3 separate regions of the Homo sapiens genome follow, and regions 1 and 3 are each linked to region 2. A link is a loop called in an ENCODE intact Hi-C map of the cell type or tissue named here. Cell type or tissue: endothelial cell of umbilical vein. All regions are shown on one strand. Links, peaks and the distances in the headings refer to the core of each region. The heading gives the core; the rest is flanking DNA. Region 1 overlaps ZFYVE9 (zinc finger FYVE-type containing 9). Region 2 has its middle 14 kb from the start of ZFYVE9. Region 3 has its middle 32 kb from the start of COA7.

Region 1 (8,433 bases), core at 1-8,000, 200 kb after region 2:
CATTCTGTTGTTACAGCAGTTGTTTCTCTGCCTTTTACTGGTATGTCATTCTCAATAATTTGTAAACTTTTAGGAAAGGTCTTTAATTTCATTATCTTATAAGAGGTATAGGAGCTACCTGGTTGAATTATTTGCTGCTGATTTTAAGGTTGCTGTAAGGTTCAGTAGGCAGGGTAGGGAAGATGAGCATACAAATTTTATTTAACAAATTGTTTGTTAAAAGAGTACTTATTATATGTTTGATGCTGTCCTAAGCACTTTGTAAATATTAATTTATCTAACTCTCATAACTCTATGAAATAGTTACTTTTATTATCACATTTTATAGAAGAGGGTCCTGGGACACAGAGAGGTTAAGTAAGTTTACCAAAGACACACAGATAGTTACGAGCAAGGCCAGTATTCAGATACTGTTGGTCGAAGGCCAGGCATGGTGGATCATGCCTGTAATCCCAGCACTTTGGGAGGTCAAGGTGGGTGGATCACCTAAGGTCAGGAGTTCAAGACCAGCTTGACCAACATGGTGAAACCCTGTCTCTACTCAATACCAAAAAAAAAAAAAAAAAAAAATAGCTGGACATGGTGGCACATGCCTGTGCCTGTAATCCCAGCTACTTGAGAGGCTGAGGCAGGAGAATCACTTGAACCCAGGACGTGGAGGCTGCAATGAGCCAAGACTGCACCATTGCACTCCAGCCTGGGCAACAAGAGTGAAACTCCATCTCAAAAACAAACAAGGCCGGGCACAGTGGCTCATGCCTGTAACCCAGCACTTTGGGAGGCTGAGGTGGGTGGATCACCAGGTCAGGAGATAGAGACCATCCTGGCTAACATGGTGAAACCCCATCTCTACTAAAAATACAAAAATTAGCTGGGCATGGTGGCATGCACCTGTAGTCCCAGCTACTCGGGAGGCTGAGGTAGGAGAATCGCTTGAACCCAGGAGGCGAAGTTTGCAGTGAGCCGAGATTGCACCACTACACTCCAGCCTGGTGACAGAGTGAGACTCTGTCTCAAAAATAAACAAACAAAAATACTGTTGGTCTTGCAATTAAGCATTATTCAAGGTTGAATGTGAATGATGGCATATAAAAAGTACAGAGAATGTGCTATGGCATTTCAAAGAAGGTAATGGTCACATTAATGTCTCACTGGGGGTTAAAGAAGTCTTCATGCTGGCCAGGCGCGGTGGCTCACACCTGTAATCCTAGCACTTTGGGAGGCTGAGTCGGGCAGATCACAAGGTCAGGAGTTCGAAACCAGCTTGGCCAATATGGTGAAACCCCATCTGTATTAAAAATACAAAAATTAGTGGGGCGTGGTGGCGTGTGCCTGAAGTCCCAGCTACTCGGGAGGCTGAGGCAGAAGAATTGCTTGAATCCGGGAGGCAAGAGGTTGCAGTGAGCCGAGATGGTGCCACTGCACTCCAGCCTGAGCGACAGAGGGAGACTTGTCTCAGAAAAAAAAAAAGTCTTCATGCTGAAATTGGCATTTTCAGGGGACTACTTTTTCAGGTGCTTGGCCATGGGAGAAGAAAAGGGAAGGTAGGCCGGGCGCGATGGCTCACGCATGTGATCCCATCACTTTGGGAGGCCGAGGTGGGTGGGTCACTTAAGCTCAGGAGTTTGAGACCAGCCTGGCCAAGATGGTCAAACTCCGTCTCTACTAAAAATACAAAGAATTAGCCCGGGTGGTGGCGGGCGCCTGCAGTCCCAGCTACTTGGGATGCTGAGGAAGGAGAATCGCGTGAACTCAGGAGGCAGAGGCCGCAGTGAGCCAGGACCACACCACTGCACTCCAGCCTGGCCAACAGAGCAAGACTCTGTCTCAAAAAGAAAAAAAAAAAAACCCAAAAAGAAAATAGTAATGCAAAGCCTCAGGGATGGGAAATGGTAGGCCATCAGGAAGTAGTCCTACATGTAAGCAGCATGTAAGGATACTGTAGGAGGGAGGCAAGATTTGGGGTTAGAGCATAGGAAGCTTGAGATTCTGAATGGAGGACAAGCTGGAGAAGATGTGACATAGAGCTGTGCTTTGATAAGTACGAAAACATTGTATGTGATGAATCAGAACTGATAGAGATTCACTGTAGGAAAACCAGTTACAAGGTCATTATGTCCAGAAAAGAGGCAATTAGGCCTTGAACTATGGTGAAAATAGGTATAGATACAAGAACATTACAGAATTTGAATTGACAGCAGAATAACACAACCAAAATGGATAGTCAAATATTTATATCATTATATGACTAGTGTAAGTTTGTTTTATGGTCAGTAAGGTCCTTTGAATCTCTTGAAAACTCTGCTCTTGTTGTAACTGAGCATTATCTTAAGAGAAAATATATTCATTTATCTCTAAAGAAATATGAAGTTTCTTTCATTGGACTTGTAATTTACATCCAAGGAAATGATTTCCTTTGAGGCCAGCTAATTTATTCAGAATGTCTGGATTGAAAATGTTTCTTAGTCTGCTTAGTGTAGACAAAATTAGAAACCACTTTAGCCTAATGATTCGGAAGAAATGATTTCTTTAAAATTGTGATCATCTCAGTTTCTTTCATGTGATACAAATGTAAATTGCAAATGAGAACCTAAATGTGTCTGTCAGTTGGCTTTGCTAAGCAGAAATCTTCTAGCTGACTCATCCTATTTACAGAAGAATTATTTCAAAGTAACCTTTGGAAAACCTGGGTAGAAGTGGTTTGGATTAGTGAGGTTGATAAATATCAGTGTAAGAGGAGTATTCAATTATAGTTTGGATACCTCTGGTGCTTTGGAAGAGTTATAATAAAGTAAAGCCAAGAGATGATGATGATGCCTTAGAGTTGTATGGATACAATACCTAGGAGTAAATTTAACCAAGGAAGTAAAAGACTTGTACCCTGAGAACTACAAAACGTTGCTGAAAGTAATTAAAGACCTGTGTAAATGGAAAGATGTTCCATGGATTAGAAGACTTAATATTGTTAAGATGTCAATATTAAAAGTGATCTACAAATGATTCATTGCAAGCCGTATCAAAATTTCAATGGCCTTTTTGCAGCAATGGAAAAGCCAATATTCAAATCATCTGTAATTGCAAGGGGCCCTTAATAGCCCTTCGTGGATGTTCTTGAAAAAAGAAGAACAAAATTGGTGGATTTATACTTCTCAATTTTAAAACTTACCCTTACCTCACATTATATATAAAAACTGACTCAAAACAATCAACCAACAAACTAAATATAAGAGCTAAAACCATAAAGCTATTAGACGAAAACAGTAATCTTTCGTGACCTTGGATTTGGCATTGGATTCTTAGATATGACCCCAAAAGCACAAGCAACAAAAGAAAAAAAATAGATGAATTGGATTTAATAAAAATTAGAAATTTTGTGCATCCAAGGACATTAGCAAGAAAATGAAAAGACAACCTATAAAATGGGAGAAAATATTTTCAGATCATATCTCTCATAAGGGTCTTAAGAATTCTTACATATCGGCCGGGCGCGGTGGCACATGCCTATAATCCCAGCACTTTGGGAGGCCAAGGCTGGCGGATCATGAGGTCAGGAGATCGAGACCATCATGGTTAATACGGTGAAATCCCGTCTCTACTAAAAATACAAAAAATTAGCCGGGCATGGTGGCCAGCACCTGTAATCCCAGCTACTCGGGAGGCTGAGGCAGGAGAATGGCGTGAACCTGGGAGGTGGAGCTTGCAGTGAGCCTAGATCGCGCCACTGCACTCCAGCCTGGGTGACAGAGCGAGACTGTCTCAAAAACAAAACAAAAAAAAATTCTTCCGTGTCAACAGCAAAGACAGCAAGGCAAAGTGGGTATGTGCCTGTAGTTCCAGCTACTTGGAAGGATAAGGTGGGAGGATCAGTGTCAACCTGGATAACATAACATAACATAACATAACATAGCACCATAGTCTCTAAAAAAAAGACAACCCAGTTAAAAAATGGGCAGGCCAGGTGCGATGGCTCACGCCTATAATCCCAGCACTTTGGAAGCCAAGGTGGGCGGACCACTTGAGGTCGGGAGTTCGAGACCAGCCTGACGAACATGGAGAAACCCCATTTCTACTAAAAATACAAAATTAGTGGGTGTGCTGGCACATGCCAGTAATCTCAGCTACTCGGGAGGCTGAGGCAGGAGAATCACTTGAACCTGGGAGCTGGAGGTTGCGGTGAGCTGAGATAGTGTCACTGCACTCCAGCCTGGGCAACAAGAGCGAAACTCCATCTCAAAAAAAGAATGGCTGCTCCATAGGCAGAGCAGTGTCATGGGCTGCCTGACTGAGTATAGTTACGGTATTTCCTGATTATATGCTAAACAAAGGGTTTTCTGGGAAAGGGGTGGGGAATTCCTGGAACTGAGGGTTCCTTCCTTTTTAGATCATATAGGGTAACTTCCTGACATTGCCATGGCATTTGTAAAACTGTCATGCATGGGTGGGAGCGTCATTTAGCATGCTAATGCATTATAATTAGTGATAATGAGCAGTGAGGACCTCCAGTGGTCACTTTCATCACCATCTTGGTTTTGGTGGGTTTTGGCTAGCTTCTTTACAGCATTCTGTTTTTATCAGTGGGGTCTTTGTGACCTGTATCTTGTGCTTTCCTCCTATCCTAAGAATGCCCAACCTCCTGGGATGCAGCCCAGCAGGTTTCAGCCTCATTTTACCCAGCCCCTGTTCAAGATGGAGTCAAACAACTCTGACAGCACTACAACTTTTTTATTTTATTTTTATTTTTTGAGATAGTCTCCCTGTGTTCCCCAGGCTGGAGTGTAGTAGCGCAATCTTGGCTCACTGCAGCCTCCACCTGTTGGGGTAAAGTGATTCTCCTGCCTCAGCCTCCCAAGTAGCTGGAATTACAGGCACCCGCCACCACACCCAGCTCATTTTTTTGTACTTTTAGTAGAGATGGGGTTTTACCATGTTGGCCAGGCTGGTCTCGAACTCCTGACCTCAAGTGGTTCACCCACCTCGGCCTCCTAAAGTGCTGGGATTACAGGTGTGAGCCACCGGGCCTGGCCTGCAACACTACAGCTTATAGGAGGAAGAGGGGAGTAAAACAAAATAAGTTTCCAGTTAGATGTTTAAAGGCTCAATTTTAAAGGATTAGATCAGAAAGTTGGACAAATGGGATGACATGAAGGAAAAAATGGGAAATAAAAACAAATTATCATTAACCCAGAGCTGGGCTAGGTGGCATGTGCCTATATAATCCCAGCCATTCAAGAGGCTGAGGTGGGAGGATCACCTGAGCCAAGGAGCTTGAATCCAGCCTGGACAACATAGTGAGATCCCTGTCTCTTAAAAAAAAAAAAAAAGTGTCGGCCGGGTGCAGTGGCTCACACCTGTAATCCCAGCACTTTGGGAGGCTGAGGTGGGCGGATCACGAGGTCAGGAGATCGAGACCATCCTGGCTAACACGGTGAAACCTTGTCTCTATAAAAATACAAAAAAATTAGCTGGGCGTGGTAGCAGGCACTTGTAGTCCCAGCTACTCGGGAGGCTGAGGCAGGAGAATGGCGTGAACCCAGGAGGCGGAGGTTGCAGTGAGCCAAGATCGAGCCACTGCATTCCAGCTTGGGCAACAGAGAGAGACCCTGTCTCAAAAAAAAAAGGTGTCAAACTCTTTTTTTTTTTTTTATTTTTTTTTGAGACAGAGTCTTGCTCTTTCCTCAGGCTGGAGTGCAGTGGTGCGATCTTGGCTCACTGCAAGCTCCGCCTCCCGGGTTCATGCCATTCGCCTGCCTCAGCCTCCTGAGTAGCTGGGACAACAGGCATCTGCCACCATGCCCAGCTAAATTTTTTTTTATTTTTAGTAGAGACGGGGTTTCACCGTATTAACCATGATGGTCTCGATCTCCTGACCTCGTGATCCGCCTGCCTCGGCCTCCCAAATTGCTGGGATTATAGGCATGAGCCACCGTGCCTGGCCCCAAACTCTTTATAGAAATAAATAACAACAAATGATCATTAACCTGTTTCAGCCAAGGGTTGGAGTTTAACATCAAGGTGAGTTCTTACATATTACATGCAAAACAGTGGCCCATGAATTTTTTTTTTTTTGGATTAGGTCAGAATTATCATGTTAAATCTTTTGAGAAGAATAAAGCAAAATATTAGTAACTAATTTCATTGAAGATCTCAAACATAAGTTAGTAAAATTAAGAAACAATTTGAATTTCATATGTTTTTAGAGGGAAGTTCACTCCTTTGGAAGTTGAAAAAGAAAGCAGATGTACTTAAATATGGGACATTCTTTTGAACTTAGAATTTCAGATTATATATCCTCAGAGAATCCAGTATATAGGAGAAACTACAATTAGCTAAACTAATTTTAGCTACTTGAGTTCAATCAGCAATAAGACAAAAAGTGAATGCAAAATGTATCATGTGCTTATTAGGTCATAGTACAAATGGCTTATAAAATGTACAGGGAATTTTTGTGTACATTGATTTGTTAATGGTGACATTTTTTTACTTTGTTTCATTATTTGGTGGCCCTTTTTGTCACTTTAATACGTAATATTCTGTTAGTTTTGTTTTTGAGAAGATGGAGTTGCACCATGTCAGACAGAAAAATGCCCATTCTTGTCAGAATAAGGTTATCTCTTTGATTGCAGATGATGAAAGCCATGAACAAGTCCAATGAGCATGTCCTGGCAGGAGGTGCCTGCTTCAATGAAAAGGCAGACTCTCATCTTGTGTGTGTACAGAATGATGATGGAAACTATCAGACCCAGGCTATCAGTATTCACAATCAGCCCAGAAAAGGTGAGCATTTGAGCTGGTTGAGATTATGATAATGGAAAATTATACTGGACTTGGACAGTTAGATACCTCAGTCCCGTAACACTCACTTTCTAGATAGGTGACCACAAACAAATTAATTAACCTTTCCAACCATATTCTTCAGGATTATGTTGACTCCCCAAGTGGCCAGACTCAGAGTTGCAAATGGGATATGTGTTATTGAGGGAACAATTTTGAAAATATGCCCTTAGGAGGGAGGGATAGCATTAGGAGAAATACCTAATGTAAATGACGAGTTGATGGGTGCAGCAAAACTAACATGGCATGTGTATACGTATGTAACAAACCTGCATGTTGTGCACATGTACCCTAGAACTTAAAGTATAATAATTAAAAAAAAAAAAAAAAATATGCCCTTAGGATATTGACAAGGGCCAGCTCTGGCATTTGAAGGCACGACTAGGCCCCATAATGAGAGTATGTTTAGGTAAATTTGAAGCTTGTTGGATGACCATTCCCACAGAATGCTAATTAACTTGACAGGATTCTGAAGGAGGTTTCAGTGCTATTCAGAATGTGGTCTCCACACCCCAGATTCACTAATCAAAATTTGCATTTTAACGAGATCTCTGTGTGATTCAAGTGCACATTCGACTTTGAGAAGCATTGCTCAAGAGGCGTTACCCAAAGTGTTTTCTCAGGCACCATGGTGTTAAAAACTTCACATGAAAAAATAAGTCTTGTTTAATAGATTTAATCTAAGAAACCCCGTGTTAGGCCAGCCGCGGTGGCTCATGCCTGTAATCCCAGCACTTTGGGAGGCCAAGGCGAGAGCATCATTTGAGCTAAGGCGTTCAAGACAAGCCTGGGCAACATAGCAAGACCCTGTCTCTTAAAAAAAAAAAAAAAAAAGCAGGGCATGGTGGCTCACGCCTGTAATCCCAACACTTTGGGAGGCCGAGGTGGGTGGATCACCTAAGGTCAGGAGTTCAAGACCAGCCTGACCAACGTGGTGAAACTTCATCTTTACTAAAAATACAAAAAAGTTAGCGGGGCATGCTGGCACATGCCTGTAGTCCCAGCTACTCGGGAGGCTGAGGCAGGAGAATGGCGTGAACCCAGGAGGTGGAGCTTGCAGTGAGCAGAGATAGCACCGCTGCACGTCAGCCTGGGTGACAGAGCGAGACTCCGTCTCAAAAAAAAAAAAAAAAACTTAGCAGATAAAATAGTTGGCAACCATATTTCTATCTTCAGAATATATTTGATCTAAAAAAATCTGAAAATCAATGGATTAGATTGGGGGTGGCAAACTTTTTTTGTGAAGGGCCAAATGATAAATATTTTAGACTTTGCAAGCTGTGGTTTTTGTCAACAACTATTCGGCTCTAGTATTATAGTGCAAAAACTGCCATAGACAATAAGTAAATGAATGGACATGGCTGTGTTTCAATAAAATTTTATTTACAAAAGCAGGCTGGAGGCCAGGCAGGCTATAGCTTGCCAACCCCCTGACCTCAACCATTAAGATTCCTTTTCTTGTAAGATACTTGGATTCTTAATTAGAGGAAGAACAAAACAAAATGGGGGAGTGTATCTTAAAACCTAGTTCCCAAAGCTGTTGTAAGCATCAGAATTGTTGGTTACATGTTTATTGTGGAATATAGATTTGATTTTTTAAAA
Region 2 (8,528 bases), core at 447-8,446:
TATCGGTGATTTCTTTGCTGAATCAAGTAACGGTTTTCAAATACTGAAAGATTAGCTCTTAATTTTTTTCATGTTTTTCCCAGTGTAACAGCTACAGACACAACACAATTTTAAGTTTCATTTGCATTATTCACAGTTGCTCTATCACTTTCTTAAGTCTAGACACTTAACAAAACAAGCCCTGATATACACCATTTGCCAATTTCTCTGGTATAAATATTCCCACCATAGCCAGCTTCACAAAAGTGTTAAGTTTTGACGAAGTCCAATTTATTTTTTTCTTTGGTTGCTTATACTTTTGGTGTCATATCTAAGCAACCACTGCATAAGTGAGCCGAGATTGGACTCCATCCTGGGTGGGTGACAGAACAAGACTCTGTCAAGAAAGAGAGAAAGAGAGAGAAATAAATAAATAAATAAATAAATAAATAAATAAATAAATCACTGCATAATCCCTGGTTAGATTTACATCTATGTTTTCTTCTAATAATTTGTTTTTTTTTTTAAGATGGAGTCTCGCTCTGTTGCCCGGCTGGAGGTGCAGTGGCATGATCTCTGGCTCAATGCAACCTCCGCCTCCCAGGTTCAAGTTATTCTCCTGCCTCAGCCTCCCGAGTAGCTGGGACTACAGGCACATGCCACCACACCCAGCTAATTTTTTTATTTTTAGTACAGACAGGGTTTCACCATGTTGGCCAGGATGGTCTCTATCTCTTGACCTTGTGATCTGCCCACCTGGGCCTCCCAAAGTGCTGAGATTACAGGCGTGAGCCACCACGCCCGGCCCTCTTTTAATTTTTTTTTTTGAGATGGAGTTTTGCTTTTGTTGCCCAGGCTGGAAGTGTAATGGCCCAATCTCAGCTCACTGCAACCTCCACCTCCTAGGTTCAAGTAATTCTCCTGCCTCAGCCTCCCAAGTAGCTGAGATTACAGGCACCTACCACCATGCCTGGCTAATTTTTTGTATTTTTAGTAGAGACAAGGTTTCACCATGTTGGTCAGGCTGGTCTTGAACTCCTGATCTCAGGTAATCCACCCACCTTGGCCCCTCAAAGTGCTGGGATTACAGGTGTGAGCCACTGTGCCCAGCCAATAATATCATTTCATTATTTTTTTAGAAACAGGTCTCGCTCTGTCACCCAGGCTTGAGTGCAGTGGTGCAATCATAGGTCAGTGCAGCCTCAAACTCCTGGGCTCAAGCAATCCTCTCACCTCAGCTTCCTGAGTAGATGGGACTCACAGGTATGCACCACCATGCCCAGATAATTTTCAAATATTTTTTAGAGACAGGGGTCTCACTGTGTTGCCCAGGCTGGTCTTGAACTTCTGGCCTCAAGTGATCTTTCCACTTTGGTCTCCCAAAGTGCTGGGATTATAGATGTGAGCCACTGTGCCTGGCCCCCAGCACCATTTGTTGAGAAAACTATTTTTTCCCCATTGAATGATATGGTATACTAATTAAAAACAATAAATTTGAAACATTAGTAAGTATTTCTTTGTAAAAAAAAAAAAGTATCAATGGTAATTTGAATAGTGCTTGCTTTGTTTTTGTATAATTTATGAGTGACCAACGTTTCCATGCTTGGAACATGGTCCTAGTTCTAAGTTTGGATCCACTTCCAACATTTTATTTTTACTTTTTTAGAGACAGGGTCTTGCTCTGTCATCCAGGCTGGAGTGCAGTGACCCTATTGTAGCTCAGTGCAGCCTTGAACTCCTGAGCTCAAGCAGTCCTCACCCGCCTCAGCCTCCTGAGTAGTGGGGACTATGTAGCATAAGCCACCATGCCCGACTAATTAAAAATTTTATTATTTTTGTAGACACAGGGTCTTCCATATTGCCCAAGCTGGTCTTGCACACTCCTGGCCTCAAGCAATCCTTTTGCCTCGGCTTCCCAAAGTGCTGGAATTACAAGTCTAAGCCACTGTGCCTGGTCCACTCCGAACATCTTATTCTTTGTACTTTCAATATATATTTTGAAAAACCTGTTTAAATCAAAAATTTTTTGGTACTCTCAATGTCTTGAAGTATCTCTAAGAGTTCTCTTACTTATTTACTTAGTTATTATTATTATTATTATTTTGAGATGGAGTCTCGCTCTGTTGCCCAGGCTGGAGTGCAGTGGTGCAATCTTGGCTCACTTCAACCTCTGCCTCCCCGATTCAAGTGATTCTCCTGCCTCAGCCTCCCAAGTAGCTGGGATTACAGGTGTCTGCCACCATGCCCAGCTAATTTTTGTATTTTTTGTAGAGATGGGGTTTCGCCATGTTGGCCGGGCTGGTCTTGAACTCCTGACCTCAAATGATCCACCCGCCTCAGCCTCCCAAAGTGTTGGGATTACAGGTGTGAGCCACTGCACCTGGCCAAAGAGTTCCTTTAATGTGAAGTTTTTTGCTGGTCTTACTGTCTCTAAGACATCTTCATCCTTTTGGTTATAACCATTTTCTTCATTTTTTTCAAAAGTTTGCCTTCACTAAGTTCCTCTGGTTACATATCTAAAGTCTTTCAAATGGGAACAGTGTCAAAATTTCCATGCTCAACTACTTCAAGTTTCACTTCCAGCCTTATCACTTTTCATTTCTTTACTTCACTTGATCTTTTTTTTCTAATTCCCCTTTTTGATTATTCATTTTTCTAAAATGTCATGTGAGTTTTATTACTGGTAGAAAAGGAGGCAACACAATATATCCTTTGCTGTTTGTTAAAGAACTGAATAACAAATATGCAGTGATAGACCAAAGTCTATCACTGATTGACTTTGAAAGAAGTGGTGTGATTGATGACTGATCATAATGTGCATCTGTTATTTACATAGTGATGCATGGACTGAAGAGCCAGCAGCAAAGTTTGTAATGTGTGCAATTACTTATAGTTACTATATTGTGATAAATGAAATTTGAATTGTGTTGTTAACTATGGTAACTAAAATTCATGCATTTCAGAACTGTGCAAAGCAAGGGCTGCCTGTATTTATTACTTTGGTTTTTAACATAATTTAATTGTAAGTTTATATAATTTAAATTTTAACTAAACATTTTAATTGATACATAATTTTACATATTTGTGGGTATATATGATATTTAGATACCTCCATACAGTATATACTGATCAGATTAGGGTACTTATGATATCCATCACCTTACAGATTTATCATTTCTTTGAGTCGGGAACATTTCAAATCTTCTCTTCTAACTATTATGGCAATGTTTAACAATTGGCTCACAAAGTTTCGAAAATCTAACAATTGCCTCTCATGAGCCAACTGGAGCTAGTGTCAGCCCTTCACTGCTTTCACCTCATACATCCCTCAATTTTATGAATCCTCCCTTCCTTCAGCCAAAGCACATATGCTCATACATTCAAAACCAAGCAAAAACACTATTTTCACCCAACTCTTTATTCCTATAGTGTCTGGATCATAGGTAGAGCTCAGTGTTTGCAGAATTAAAGTGAATTCACATTCACATGAGAACACACACGAGTCCACATCATTTGTTCATGTGCACAACCGAGATGCAGCACATTCAAATAAAATAAATGTTGGCCACAACGGATGCTCACTATTTGGCTGGTCTATTCTGTACAACAAAATGTTTTTTATTTGGTTTTCTGATTATGAGAGAATACATGTACATTGGAAAGAACAGGAAAGGGTATGAAGTAGTTGTTAACTCTTTTCTGGAGCTGCCAGAGATAGTGATGGGAAACAGTGTTTTAGGTTTAAAAGATAAGAGAAGGCAAGGGAAGATACTTAACTTTAATTGAGTGCCTACCATGCACCTGGCACTTTCTTGCTAGCCCTTACAACTATGTACCATACAAATCAGAAAAACAATGCTCAGAATAAGTGACTTTCTCCAGTCAACCTGAAATTAGTGGAGCTGTAATTCGAATTCAGATCTGCTTACTGCAAAACACAAGCTCTTTCCACTACACTATCTCTGTACTTGTGGGCAGTCTCAAATAGGTTGGTAGGCTAAAGGAGCTCTGACTGAACTGGATACCCTGAGGAAAAGCCCAGAGATTCAAATGCCTACACAACTTTCCTCCTCAGTCCAGTCCATGTTTACATCATTAGAACCCAGGTTTTCACACTGTAGCCCAGGGTCTTTCCGTTGTACCATACATGCCATACTGCCTCATACAGAATTCTTATGAAAAAACATAAACATTCCCCACTGTCAAGTGTATCCTAATGCTTCCTTACTGGCACCAGAAGATGGCAGTGTGGGTCATCATGGACAGAATGTTAATAACAATAATTATGCTTGTGGGAATACCCTCTTCCATTATTCTCCAGTCAAATCTAACTGACAGGAAAGCACTTCACCCACATTAGAAGTGGTCTCAGCAGTTTGCCTCTCCCTGGTGCTTGGTGCATATTCCCACCCTGAGCGTGGGAGAAGGTGTGGCAATGCTCAAGCAGTAAGAAAATCTGTAGTCACACCTGGGTTGGAATCTTAGCTCTGCCACTTACAGTCACTTTGGACAGGCAACTTCACCTCTCTGAACCTGTTTCCTAATCTGGCAACATGTTGAAATAGCATTCATCATCTTCTCCCTCAAGCCTTCTCCTTCTCTGCTGTCGCCCTGCTTGACAGCACTGACTACTAAGTTACCCAACCCAGAAACCCAAGTGTCATCCTTGACCTCTCCCTCTTTTTCACGTGCCAATCCAATCATGAGTTTGATGATTTTACTTCCTGAAATCTGTATTTTCCCTCCTCTACCTAATTCAGGTCACCATCACTTTTGCCTGGATGACTGCAATAAACACTTATAAGTGGCTTCCCTGCCTCCAAGTCTGTGTCCTCTAATCTATTTCCTACATAGCAGTTAGTGATCTTTTCTAAAATCAAATCTGTTAACACCATTGTGATCTTTTCTGAAATCAAATCTGTTAACACCATTGTGATCTCTTCTAAAATCAAATCTGTTAACATCATTGACCAGATTAAAAGCTCTAACAGCTTCTCACTGCTGATAGAATCCAAAGTCCTTGACAAGAATTAGAAGACCTTTCTTGATTTGGCCTCTGTCTTGGCTGTCATTGCTTCCCAACTTTGTACTCTCTGCTTCAGCCAAAATTGTCCTCTCAGTTCTTCAGGCATACCATACTATGTGTTCTCCTGCTTCTAGGTTGTTGCACATTCTATTTATGCTGCCCAAAAAACTCTTTTCCTATCTACTGTCTTCCCTCCCTCTACCCAATTCACCTAGCAAAGTCCTGGACATTTTTCAGGTCTCAACTTAGGTGACACTTCCTCTAAGAAGTTTTTCCTGATCCCTAAGTTCAGGTTAGATACCCCTGATTTGTGTTCCTAGAACACACTGCACTTACCCCTTAAGATTGTAATTGCCTATTTCCTCATCTGCTTCCATCAGTAGAGTCTAACATCTGTAAGGAATAGTGCCTTGCTTACCACAGAACACTGTGCTTGGTACATGGTAGCATTCAATAAATATTTGACTAACTGGCTGAATTAATGAACTATTTGGTGATTTCATTGCCTGCATCTTCTAACTTCTGGTTCTATACCCTAGCTTTCAGCATCTGCTTCTGGCCTCTTTTCTGGTTAGATTGATCTATTCTCTTTTTGCACCCTAGATAACTTCCAAGATTCTCAACTCTATATGCTTTCTTACGGTCAGCATCATCTACAGTTCCAGTTTGCATAGTCCACTCTTTACCCCCAAGGAATCCAGGATATCAGTGCTGGTCAACCTTGACCACTACTTCCACTTGCCCAGAGTGATTCAGATAATAAATAACATCAGCTACCATTTAATGAACACCCACTATGTGCCAATTCCTTTGTATATTGTAGCAGACATTAGCCTCATTTTATTGATGGGAAAACAAGTCTTTCTCTTCATATCCAGTAGTTACTCAGGACTGAACTCATGTCTGTCTGTTCCAAAGCTTTTCCCATTACACAGTCTTGAAAGTGTTATTATATCTTATTGTATCAGGTTTGACAGAAAGTATGGGTGTTGGTAGGAGAGAGGGACAGTGGTAGCACTGAGGTACAACCTTTTGGAAAGGGAATTTGGTAATATCTAACAAAACTACATATGCATTATTTGATCAGGCAAAACTAAGAATTTGCCCTAAAGATACATCTACAACAACAGAAAAACACATATGCCCAAAATTATTGACTGCAACATTGCAATTGCAAAATACTGGTAACAATTTAAATGCCTAATTTTAAGAGAATGGTTGAATAAATTACAGCAGCAGTTCTCAAACATTTTGGTCTCAGGTCCCCTATACACTCATAAATTATAAGGGACCCAAAAGATCTTTCGTTTCTATAGATTACATATATGGATAGGTATCATTTTAGAAATTAAAACTAAGACATTTTAAACATTTATTTAAAATAACAATAGTTGGCCGGGCATGGTGGCTCATGCCCCTAATCCCAGCACTTTGGGAGGCCAAGGTGGGCAGATCACTTGAGGTCAGGAGTTCAAGATCAGCCTGGCCAAAATAGTGAAACCCCATCTCTAGTAAAATCACAAAAATTAGCCGGGCGTGGTAGCACGCATCTGTACTCCCAGCTACTTGGGAAGCTGAGGCAGGACAATCTCTTGAACCCAGGAAGCAGAGGTTGCAGCGAGCCGAGATTGCACCACTGGACTCCAGCCTGGGCGACAGAGCCAGACTTCGTCTCAAAAAAAAAAGTATCGATGGAACATATCTCAAAATAATAAGAGCTATTTATGACAAACCCACAGCCAACATCATACTGAATGGGCAAAAGCTGGAAGCATTCCCTTTGAAAACTGGCACAAGACAAGGATGCCCTCTCTCACCACTCCTATTCAACATAGTATTGGAAGTTCTGCCCAGGGCAATCAGGCAAGAGAAAGAAATAAAGGGCATTCACATAGGAAGAGAGGAAGTCAAATCCTCTCTGTTTGCAGATGACATGATTGTATATTTAGAAAACCCCATCGTGTCAGCCCAAAATCTCCTTAAGCTGACAAGCAACTTCAGCAAAGTCTCAGGATACAAAATCAATATGTGAAAATCACAAGCATTCCTATACACCAATAACAGACAGAGATCCAAATCATGAGTGAACTCCCATTCACAATTGCTACAAAGAGAACAAAATACCTAGGAATACAACTTACAAGGAATGTGAAGGACCTCTTCAAGGAGAACTACAAACCACTGCTCAAGGAAATAAGACAGGACACAAATGGAAAAACATTCCAGGCTCATGGATAGGAAGAATCAATATCATGAAAATGGCCATACTGCCCAAAGTAATTTATAGATTCAGTGCTATCCCCATCAAGCTACCACTGACTTTCTTCACAGAATTAGAAAAAAACGACTTGAAATTTCATATGGAACCAAAAAAGAGCCTGTATAGCCAAGACAATCCTAAGCAAAAAGAACAAAGCTGGAGGCATGACGCTACCTGACGTCAAACTATACTACAAGGCTACAGTAACTAAAACTGCAAAGTATTGGTACCAAAACAGATACATAGACCAATGGAACAGAACAGAGGCCTCAGAAATAACGCCACACATCTACAACCATCTGATCTTTGACAAACCTGATAAAAACAAGCAATGGGGAAAGGATTCCCTATTTAATAAATGGTGTTGGAAAAACTTGCTAGCCATATGCAGAAAACTGAAACTGGACCCCTTCCTTACACCTTATACAAAAATTAACTCGAGATGGATTAAAGGCTTAAACGTAAGATCTAAAACATAAAAATCCTAGAAGAAAACCTAGGCAATACCATTCAAGACATAGGCATAGGCAAAGACTTCATGACTAAAACACCAAAAGGAAAGGCAACAAAAGCCAGAATTGACAAATGGGATCTAATTAAACTAAAGAGCTTCTGCATAGCAAAAGAAACTATCATCAGAGTGAACAGGAAATCTACAGAATGGGAGAAAATTTTTGCAATTATCCATCTGACAAAGGGCTAATATCCAGAATCTACAAGGAACTTGAACAAATTTACAAACAACCCCATCAAAAAGTGGGTGAAGGATATGAACAGACACTTCTCAAAATAAGACATTTATGTGGACAACAAACATATGAAAAAAAGCTCATCATCACTACTCATTAAAGAGATGCAAATCAAAACCACAATGAGATACCATCCCATGCCACTTAGAATGGTGATTATTAAAAAGTCAGGAAACAACAGATGCTGGAGAGGATGTGGAGAAACAGGAACACTTTTACACTGTTGCTGGGAGTGTAAATTAGTTCAACCATTGTGGAAGAAAGTGTGGTGATTCCTCAAGGATCTAGAACCAGAAATACCATTTGACACAGCAATCCCATTACTGGGTAATAGGATTTAAATCATTCTAATGAACTCCTGGCCTCAAGCAATCCTCCTGCCTCAGCCTGCCATAGTGCTGGGATTACAGGTGTGAGCCACTATGTCTGACCACAGGTGGTAATTTATTAAAGGTGAGTTGCAATGTGGACTCTGCAACCAAATCAGTGAACTTTTCATACTGTTACATTAAAT
Region 3 (8,432 bases), core at 433-8,432, 540 kb after region 2:
GTGGGCCCACCACTGTGACAAGCCCTTAGAATAGAATACGGCCGGGCATGGTGGCTCACAGCTATAATCCCAGCACTTTGGGAGGCCAAGGAGGGCGGATAACCTGAGGTCAGGAGTTCCAGACCAGCCTGGTCAACATGGTGAAACCCCGTCTCTACTAAAAATACAAAAAATTAGCCAGGCATGGTGGCAGGTGCCTGTAATCCCAGCTACTCGGGAGGCTGAGGCAGGAGAATCGCTTGAACCCAGGAGGAGGAGGTTGCGGTGATCTGAGATTGCGCCACTGCACTCCAGCCTGGGTGACAGAGCAAGACTCCGTCTCAAAAAAAAAAAAATAATAATAATCCTGCAACCCCGCCCTTCAGGCCTTACTTACTAGAGATGAAGAGTAGGTTTGACCCGTGAAACCCCTAGAGAACAGTCAGAGAGAGATCCCAAACAAATGCCAAGATGTGGGGTAAGGACCATTAGAGTTGCAAAGATTCTAAGGCAGGAGAAAAGAAACAGTCTGGAAGCCTTCATGGAGGAAGCAGGGGTTGAACTTAATCTTGATGGACCATGGCAATACTTGAAGGGTCTCATCCAGGTAGAGGAAGCATTCTATCCTGTCAACTTTCTATTTTATTTTATTTTATTTATTTATTTATTTATTGAGACAGAGTCTTGCTCTGTCACCCAGGCTGGAGTGCGATGTCTCAATCTCAGCTCACTGCAACCTCCACCTCCCGGGTTCAAGTGATTCTCCTGCCTCAGCCTTGTGAGTAGCTGGGATTACAGGCCCCTGCCAATATGCCCGGCTAATTTTTTTTTTTTTTTTTTAAATAAAGATGGGGTTTTACCGTGTTGGCCAGGCTGGTCTTGAACTCCAGACCTCAAGTGATCTGCCCACTTAGGCCTCCCAAAGTGCTGGGATTACAGGCGTGAGGTACCGCCCCCCCACCCTTTCTGTTTTAAAGAGAGTACCCCTTAGGGCTCCAAGGGCTCTGGACAAGTAGATCTCTCTAGCCCCACCTTCAGCCATAGTCCGCTAACCAACAGACTATCTTTTGTGTGCCAGGTCTTGTCCTGGGCTCTAGGAACAAAGAAATGAATCAGTCATAATTCCTGCCCTCAGGGAATTCTCAGGCTACTGGAGGAAGACTGCTAGGTTAAATAGACAGTTAAATACACTGTGGAAAGTGCCATGGTTTGTTTATTCAAGCACAGGGCAAAATCACTACTTGTCCAGCACAGAGGGCTGCTGTCGTGCAGCCAGCCTTATCTCCAAGGAGGCCTTTCTCCGGGAAGTAGGGAGCTTCATTGTGAAACCTTCATCTTCTAAACCTCCAGCTCCGGGTTCTCAAGCCCCGCCTTCTCTCCTGGCTGCTGTAGGTTACCATGGAAGCCGTAAGCCCCTCGCAGCTCCCTGCGGTTCCACACCCCTCCCTCTTCTCCATCTCTCTTAGCTCTTTGTCCTGTGGCTGCAGATGTCCTCCCGGGCTGATCAACTCCCGAACTTTCCCCAGGGTGAGAATTATTATCCCCATTTGAAATAGGGAAAAACTGAGACCCAGAGGCGTGAGGGATTTGCCCCAGACCCCTCGCAGCCCGTTACTGGCAGAATCCCAAGCACAGGTTCCCTCCAAGCACCTCCTCCGCCCTCCCCGCAACCACCCCTCTGTGTGGCGTTCATTATGCGCTCCTATCCACCAAAGCTTATGTTTGCTTTTTTTCTTCTTTCCGTATCTTTGGTAGTTTAACTTCTTATTCTAAGAAAATCAGAACATGTGGCCGGGCGCGGTGGCTCACGCCTGTAATCCCAGCACTTTGGGAGGCCAAGACGGGTGGATCACCTAAGGTCATGAGGTCGAGACCAGCCTGGCCAACATGGTGAAACCCCGTCTCTACTAAATATACAAAAATTAGCCGGGCGTGGTGGCGCATGCCTGTGATCCCAGCTACTCGGGAAGCTGACGCAGGAGAATCGCTTGAACCTGGGAGGTGGAGGTTGCAGTGAGCTGAGACTGCATCATTGCATTCCAGCCTGGGCAACAAGAGCGAAACTGCGTCTAAAAAAAAAGAAAAGAAAGAAAGAAAATCAGAACATGTGCTGACTAACCCTTGAAGTAACTTGAAGTTCAGTCTTTACATTAGTGACTTAAATCTATTCTTGGATATGTTGTTTAAGTCCTTTGTGAACTGAAAATAGTGCTGGATGATAAAACCTGCCAAAAAGCTATCGCAGAATGTACCAACCCTGATTATGCTGATGCAACAATGATAGTCATATTTTTGAGCATTGCAATATGCCAAAATGCATTCTGAAAAACCATACTTGACCGTGCAGAATTTACACAACAGAGAATTTGAACACATTATACCAAATAGAAGTGTTTATATAACTACAGAAGACAAAGGTATCGAAACCTTGGCATATGGAAAATAGAATTTGTCCTGCAAGACCAGCCCATTTTATTTATTTATTTTTTAATTTTAATTTTTATTCTTTTTTTTTTTTTGAGACATAATCTCGCTCTGTCGCCCAGGCTGGAGTGCAGTGGCGCGATCTCCGCTCGCTGCAAGCTCTGCCTCTCGGGTTCACGCCATTCTCCTGCCTCAGCCTCTCGAATAGCTGGGACTACAGGCGCCGGCCACCACGCCCAGCTAATTTTTTTTTTTTTTTGAAACCGAGTTTTGCTCTTGTTGCCCAGGCTGGAGTGCAGTGGCGCAATCTTGGCTCACCGCAACCTCCACCTCCCGGGTTCAAGCGATTCTCCTGCCTCAGCCTCCCGAGTAGCTGAGATTACAGGCGTGTGCCACCATGCCCGGCTAATTTTTTTGTATTTTTAGTAGAGACGGGGTTTCTCCATGTTGGTCAGGCTGGTCTCAAACTCCCGACCTCAGGTGATCTGCCCGCCTTGGCCTCCCAAAGTTGTTGGGATTGCAGGCGTGAGCCACCGCGCTCGGCCCTGATTTTTTGTATTTTTTAGGAGAGACGGGGTTTCACTGTGTTGGCCAGGATGGTCTCCATCTCCTGACCTCGTGATCCGCCTGCCTCGGCCTCCCAAAGTGCTGGGATTACAGGCATGAGCCGCTGCACCCCGGCTATTTTTATTCTAAGACAGGATCTTGCTCTGTGCCCAGTCTGGAGTGCAGTGGTGCAATCATGGCTCACTGCAGTCTTGACCTCCCTGGCATAAGTGATCCTCCTGCCTCAGCCTTCTGAGTAGTTGGGACTACAGGCGCACACCACCACGCCTAGCTAATTTTTGTATTTTTAGTAGAGACGAGGTTTTGCCAAGTTGCCCAGGCTGGTCTCGAACTCCCAGGCTCAAGCAATCCGCCAGCCAGCCCATTTTGATCTGCACAATACTTAAGCTGAAGGTATAATACCACCCACCCCTATGCGATGTCTGTACAGATGTGAAAGGACTTTGGAAGTTGTGATGTGCTCGACAGATGTTATTTATTGTTACTAAATGAAAGTTGGGGAAAGATCTCCTAGATTTCTTCCCAAGGGGCTCCAATTGTCAGACTGTTCAATTCTGAAATTTTCTATTGTTAACATATGTGGTGCTAAAGGTCTGTAATTGTGGAATCTTGAGCCTGATTCTAATCCTGTGAAACCAGAATCCTGTGAATCTGACATTCTGTAACTCTATCCAAGTGGGAGGTCAAGGTCTGAAGGCCAGGGCAGGGTGGGGACAGAGGTCAGCAGGAGGATCCCACTCCCCTAGGGAGGAGCAGTTGTCCCCGATGTCTTCTACCTGGGCTCACCCTTGGAGCTACAGCCTCATTATCATTCAGACTTATCATGAGCTCATCACCCTTCCTCCAACCAGCCCTCCCTGGGGCCTCATTGTATGCATTATCCATATTCATTACACATTTTTCTTCCATTAAGTCGAATTAAGCCACTTTGCCAACACTGCAGGAACCAAAATCTCCCTCAATAAGTATGGGCCCTATTGGGGCCCAGAGGAGGCCCTAAGTTAGGACAAATCTACCCATCCCCACCTCCCTCCCATCCTTCTTCTCAAGCACCATCCCCCCCCACTTCCCTGTACCCCAGATCACATGGAAGCTGCAGAAGCACTCCTTTCTGCAAGTTCTGGTACATGGTGTTCCCTCCCTGATGGCCTCACAGGCAGCTGCTGACTCACCCCAGGTTGCTAATGCATCAGGTAGCCATGTATTCCGATGGAGCTGCTTCATAAAATGTAGCAGCGTGTGCATGTGTGAGCTCACATGTGTGAACATGACCAGAGCACCGGCCCTGGGCTGTGGACTTGAGACCTGGATTCTAGGCCACCACTATTTACAGGGTTACCTTGAGCTAATGCCTTCCTCTCTGTCTCAAGAGAATATCCCAGCCCTTCTGGCCTCACTAGGTTGTTTGGATACTTACGAAGAAATGTGTTAATAATACATTGTTCTACAATGTGTTATGAAGTAAAGTGATATCTAAATGCAGTGTACCGGCTGGGAGCGGTGGCTCACGCCTGTAATCCTAACACTTTGGACGACTGAGACGGGGGGATCACTTGAGGTCCGGAGTTCAAGACCAGCCTGGACAACATGATGAAACCGTGCCTCTACTAAAAGTACAAAAATTAGCTGGGCGTGGTGGCAGGCGCCTGTAGTCCCAGCTACTTGGGAGGCTGAGGCAGGAGAATCACTTGAACCCAGGAGGCGGAGGTTGCAGTGAGCCAAGATTGCGCCGCTGCACTCCAGCCTGGGCAACAGAGTGAGATTCTGTCTCAAATTAATTAATTAATTAATTAAATGCAGTGTACCACCAAGATGTCCATGTCCAGCCCCATAGCACCACCTGCTGTGTGACCTTAGGCAGATCATTTTACTTCTCTGAACTTTTGTTTCTGTGCACACGCGCGTGTGTGTGTGTGTGTGTCTATAGTTTTTTGAGTGCTTACTATATGCTGAGCATTGTGTCTGGCATGTTATGGGGTTTACGCTGTACCAGTCAAGATTCTCAGTTGTAAACAAATTCTCAGAGGTAGTTGCCAGAAACTACCTCTGGCAAAATTAAGCAAAAAGGGTCTTTACTGGAAAGCTATTGGATGTCTCACTGAAATGACAGGGAGACCACAAAGCTAGATGAGAATCAAGGGCAGCTGGGCACGGCCAAAGTCCTGCCATGGGAACTATGTGTTTAGGACAGACTCTGCCTCTAGCCACACAGATACTTGCTGATCACCACTGCACTGCTAGGCTCTTGCCCCATTGCAGCCACCTGAAGTAATCTCTGTCCTTGCCCCTCTGCTAACTGCCACCAGACTCAGCCCATGTAGGGCATTGACTTGGCCAATCACAAGCCCACAAGGGTCAGGAGGAGTTGCTGCCTCCTTCAGCTCCCACATAGCTTGGAATTCCTCCAGATAGGGAGTGTTTGGATGCTGGGTGGCCCAGAGCAATCAATGTCCACTATAGGCTTCACCAATTCTGAGTTTGGTAATATTACATTTTACAGGTGAAGAGACTGAGGCTCTGAAAGGTTTATATACTGGTTACCCAGCTAGTATGGGTACACGAACACCTACCTTGCAGGAATGGAAGAAGTAAATGGGCGTAGTTAGTCAGCACGAGTTCATTCCTCTTTTCCCCTCAGTAATAGCTCTTGCTGGGAATGTTTGCTCCGCCATGGGGAAGTCTTTCAAAGATTTGTTCACATTCTCTATGACCCTGCAGGTGGTTCCTAACTTCCTGGCAACAACCACAATTGTAATTCGTTCAAAGAGATTGACTGCTGTGGAGACAGATCATCACCATCACCATCACCATCACCATCACCACCACCACCATCATCATCATTGTCATCGTCATCATTATGTTGCTTTTAGCTCACTGGAGCCTCACAGAACCCTGTGAGGTAGGTATTACCTCAGTTTACCAAATGAGAAAACTGGGGCTCGGAGGGGGTTTCATGGCTGTCCCAGACTTACAAAGCAAGTCAGAACCAGAATCATATCTAAATCTTCTGTCTGCAGAATCCACTCTATCACGTGGCCTCTATTTCAAAGAAGCAGGCCAAAAACAGGACATACAGCATTTGACATAGACATGGACCATCAAGGCAGGGAGATCCTAGCCCCTTTGCATCCTTTCTGCTTTTTCACTGGTAGGAAAGTTGAGTTCTAGAGAGAAATGCCCTGCCCAACCTCACACAGTGCCATTGGTGAAGCCTCCATGGTTTGAATATAGTTCTCTTGCCACCCAGTTTAGTAAGCATTCCCCACACCATTATGGAGCTCATTTCAAAGTTGAAGTAACTGAGATGGTCACCCCGGGAGTAAATGGCCCACCCAGCTGTTGGGATGAGTACATAGCTAATGTGTGGGCCCAGAAGAAAGGCCATGGCAGCAGGGTGGCTGGGAGGTAGCAGGCTTTGCACGTCCAGAAAATTCTGTTCTCTCAAAATCAGGAAATGTCTCCACACTTTAAGATGCAGTTATCCTCTCCTGGTTGGAATTGATTGCAACATACTTCAATTTGTGGGTTATTGGAATAGCTGGGGAAAGTCTGAAGGTAATTAGACCTGGATAGACCAAACATGTGTGGCCCAAAGAACTGAACAGTCTGTGATTAGCACCTTGATCTGAGGCCCACAGGTAGGTACTGGGAAATTTCCGTGCACTTTGGCTTTTGAGGCAGCCTTCCCATTTGAAAATGCCCCCCACCCCTCCCTGACTCCTTCCAGCGTCAGCTTAGAGAGTATTCCTCTAGGAAATTGTTTTTGACTCCCAAGCTGAGTTGGGATCTCCTCTGGTCTCCCACAGCTTCTCTGTGTCATAGCCCCGACCACACTGGATTGTCATTTTCTATGTGTCCATCTCGCCATTATGGACTGTTAATTCCAGGGCATGGACAGATCTTCCTCAGAGGAGGCCTCAGCAAGTGTCAGCCACACGAATGAGTGTATGGAGCAAAGGAGGAGTGAACGTCTAGGAGACCAGCCGTTACCCCAACTCCTCCCCATCCGCTCCTACTCTGGACTCCAATCTATGCCCTACCCCAGCTCTTGGATTTGGCCTTTGGATCAGGTTCTTCTGGTAATGAAGCCTCACCTTTCCCCCAACTAACTCTGATCTGGCCTACCCTGCTCCTGACTAACCTCAAGGATCCTGAGTCTCCTTCAGCCTAACAGCTCCAGAAGCTGAACTCCAGCCCTAAGAGCCCCAGCTGCAGACAGGCCTCTGGCCAAGAGCTTAGTCAGGCTACCCTGACTAAGCCACAGGGTTGGCATGCCCTCTGGGCAGCCCCTGAACCGGGCTCTGAAAACACAGGAATGGACAAGGTAATCTACCCGAGTCCTGAGCCTGCAAGGTAGTTGAGACAGATCTTGAAGGAGAGTGGGCACAGTCAGAAAGGAAAAAGTGGCTCAGTGTAAAATAAAACTGACACAAGCCCATGTACCAGCAGCCAATTGGATCTTTTTTTTTTTTTTTTTTTTGAGATGGGGCTTCTCTTATTGCCCAGGCTGGTCTTGAACTTCTGAGCTCAAGCGATCCTCCCACCTTGGCCTACCAAAGTGCTGGGATTACAGGCGTGAACCACCAATTGGATCTTTACTGGACCCCTACAGGGCACTGAGCTAGGGAATGTTGGAGATTCAGAGGCTGAATCAGATAGCAGCCCAACCCTGAGATACAACTGAGCTACAGGCAAGAGGATACTACCGGGCGCAGTGGCTCACACCTGTAATCCCAGCACTTTGGGAGGCCGAGGCGGGTGGATCATGTGAGGCCAGGAGTTCGAGAATACCCTGGCCAACATGGTGAAACCCCATCTCTATTAAAAATACAAAAATTAGCTGGGGTTGGTGGCACATGCCTGTAAACCTAGCTACTTGAGAGGCTGAGACACGAGAATCACTTGAACCTGGGAGGTGGAGGTTGCAGTGAGCTGTGATCACGCCACTGCACCCCAGCCTGGGTGACAGAGCGAGACTCTGTCTCAAAAAAAAAAAAAAAAAAAGAGGATGCTAAGACATCTGGAAGGTGGTGTTCTATTGAGAAAAAAAAAACAAGGTAGGGACAAAAGCGAAGGCCTAGAATGATACAAAAAGTGCAGAACATAGTGACCTACACAGCTACATTTGTGTAGGCCCAGTTACATCAACATTCTAGAATATCCTAATATTCTGACACACTAATGTTCCAGCACACCACATTCTGTCATGTTGTCATTCCATTCTGGGGAGCACTCCACCCCACCAACATTCCTCTCTCTGCCATTCCAATGTTCCATCCCACCAACATTCCTCCATGCCATCATTGCAACATTTAAAAATATCAGCACTATAAGTCAAACTTTCAAGCTTCCAACTAAAAGCATTTATTTGTTTCTTGGTTCATCTATACCAGAGGCTCTTAATATTTGGGGGGAATGCAGACTTTTTTGAGAAGTTATTAAAATTTATGGCTCCATCTCCC

The links. Hi-C counts contacts between places; a loop is a spot of excess contacts. Peaks named below come from ENCODE experiments on the same cell type or tissue, not always from the same donor. Only the 100,000 strongest peaks of a DNase experiment are listed, where the experiment ranks them.
Region 1: it touches region 2 in a loop (11-fold over the local background); 13 of 110 quality-filtered maps call a loop at or near these places.
Region 3: it touches region 2 in a loop (6-fold over the local background); 6 of 110 quality-filtered maps call a loop at or near these places.

What each region holds. Positions count from the first base shown.
Region 1 is chr1:52,326,145-52,334,577 of GRCh38, forward strand. It overlaps ZFYVE9 (zinc finger FYVE-type containing 9), which reads left to right. Exons shown (of 19, transcript NM_004799.4): 14 at 6,624-6,774. Among named protein-coding and RNA genes, the nearest start is that of CC2D1B, 36 kb to the right of the region's middle. In endothelial cell of umbilical vein, for the core only: a CTCF peak has its summit at 4,538; no DNase peak of the experiment used is centred there; H3K27ac peaks cover 1,462 bases.
Region 2 is chr1:52,123,402-52,131,929 of GRCh38, forward strand. No RefSeq gene overlaps it. Among named protein-coding and RNA genes, the nearest start is that of ZFYVE9, 14 kb to the right of the region's middle. In endothelial cell of umbilical vein, for the core only: a CTCF peak has its summit at 4,201 (motif pointing right); a DNase peak (open chromatin) is centred at 4,230.
Region 3 is chr1:52,661,711-52,670,142 of GRCh38, forward strand. It overlaps a transcript of SHISAL2A not described here. Among named protein-coding and RNA genes, the nearest start is that of COA7, 32 kb to the right of the region's middle. RefSeq lists silencers at 1,247-1,541, 4,627-4,921. In endothelial cell of umbilical vein, for the core only: no CTCF peak of the experiment used is centred there; a DNase peak (open chromatin) is centred at 4,811.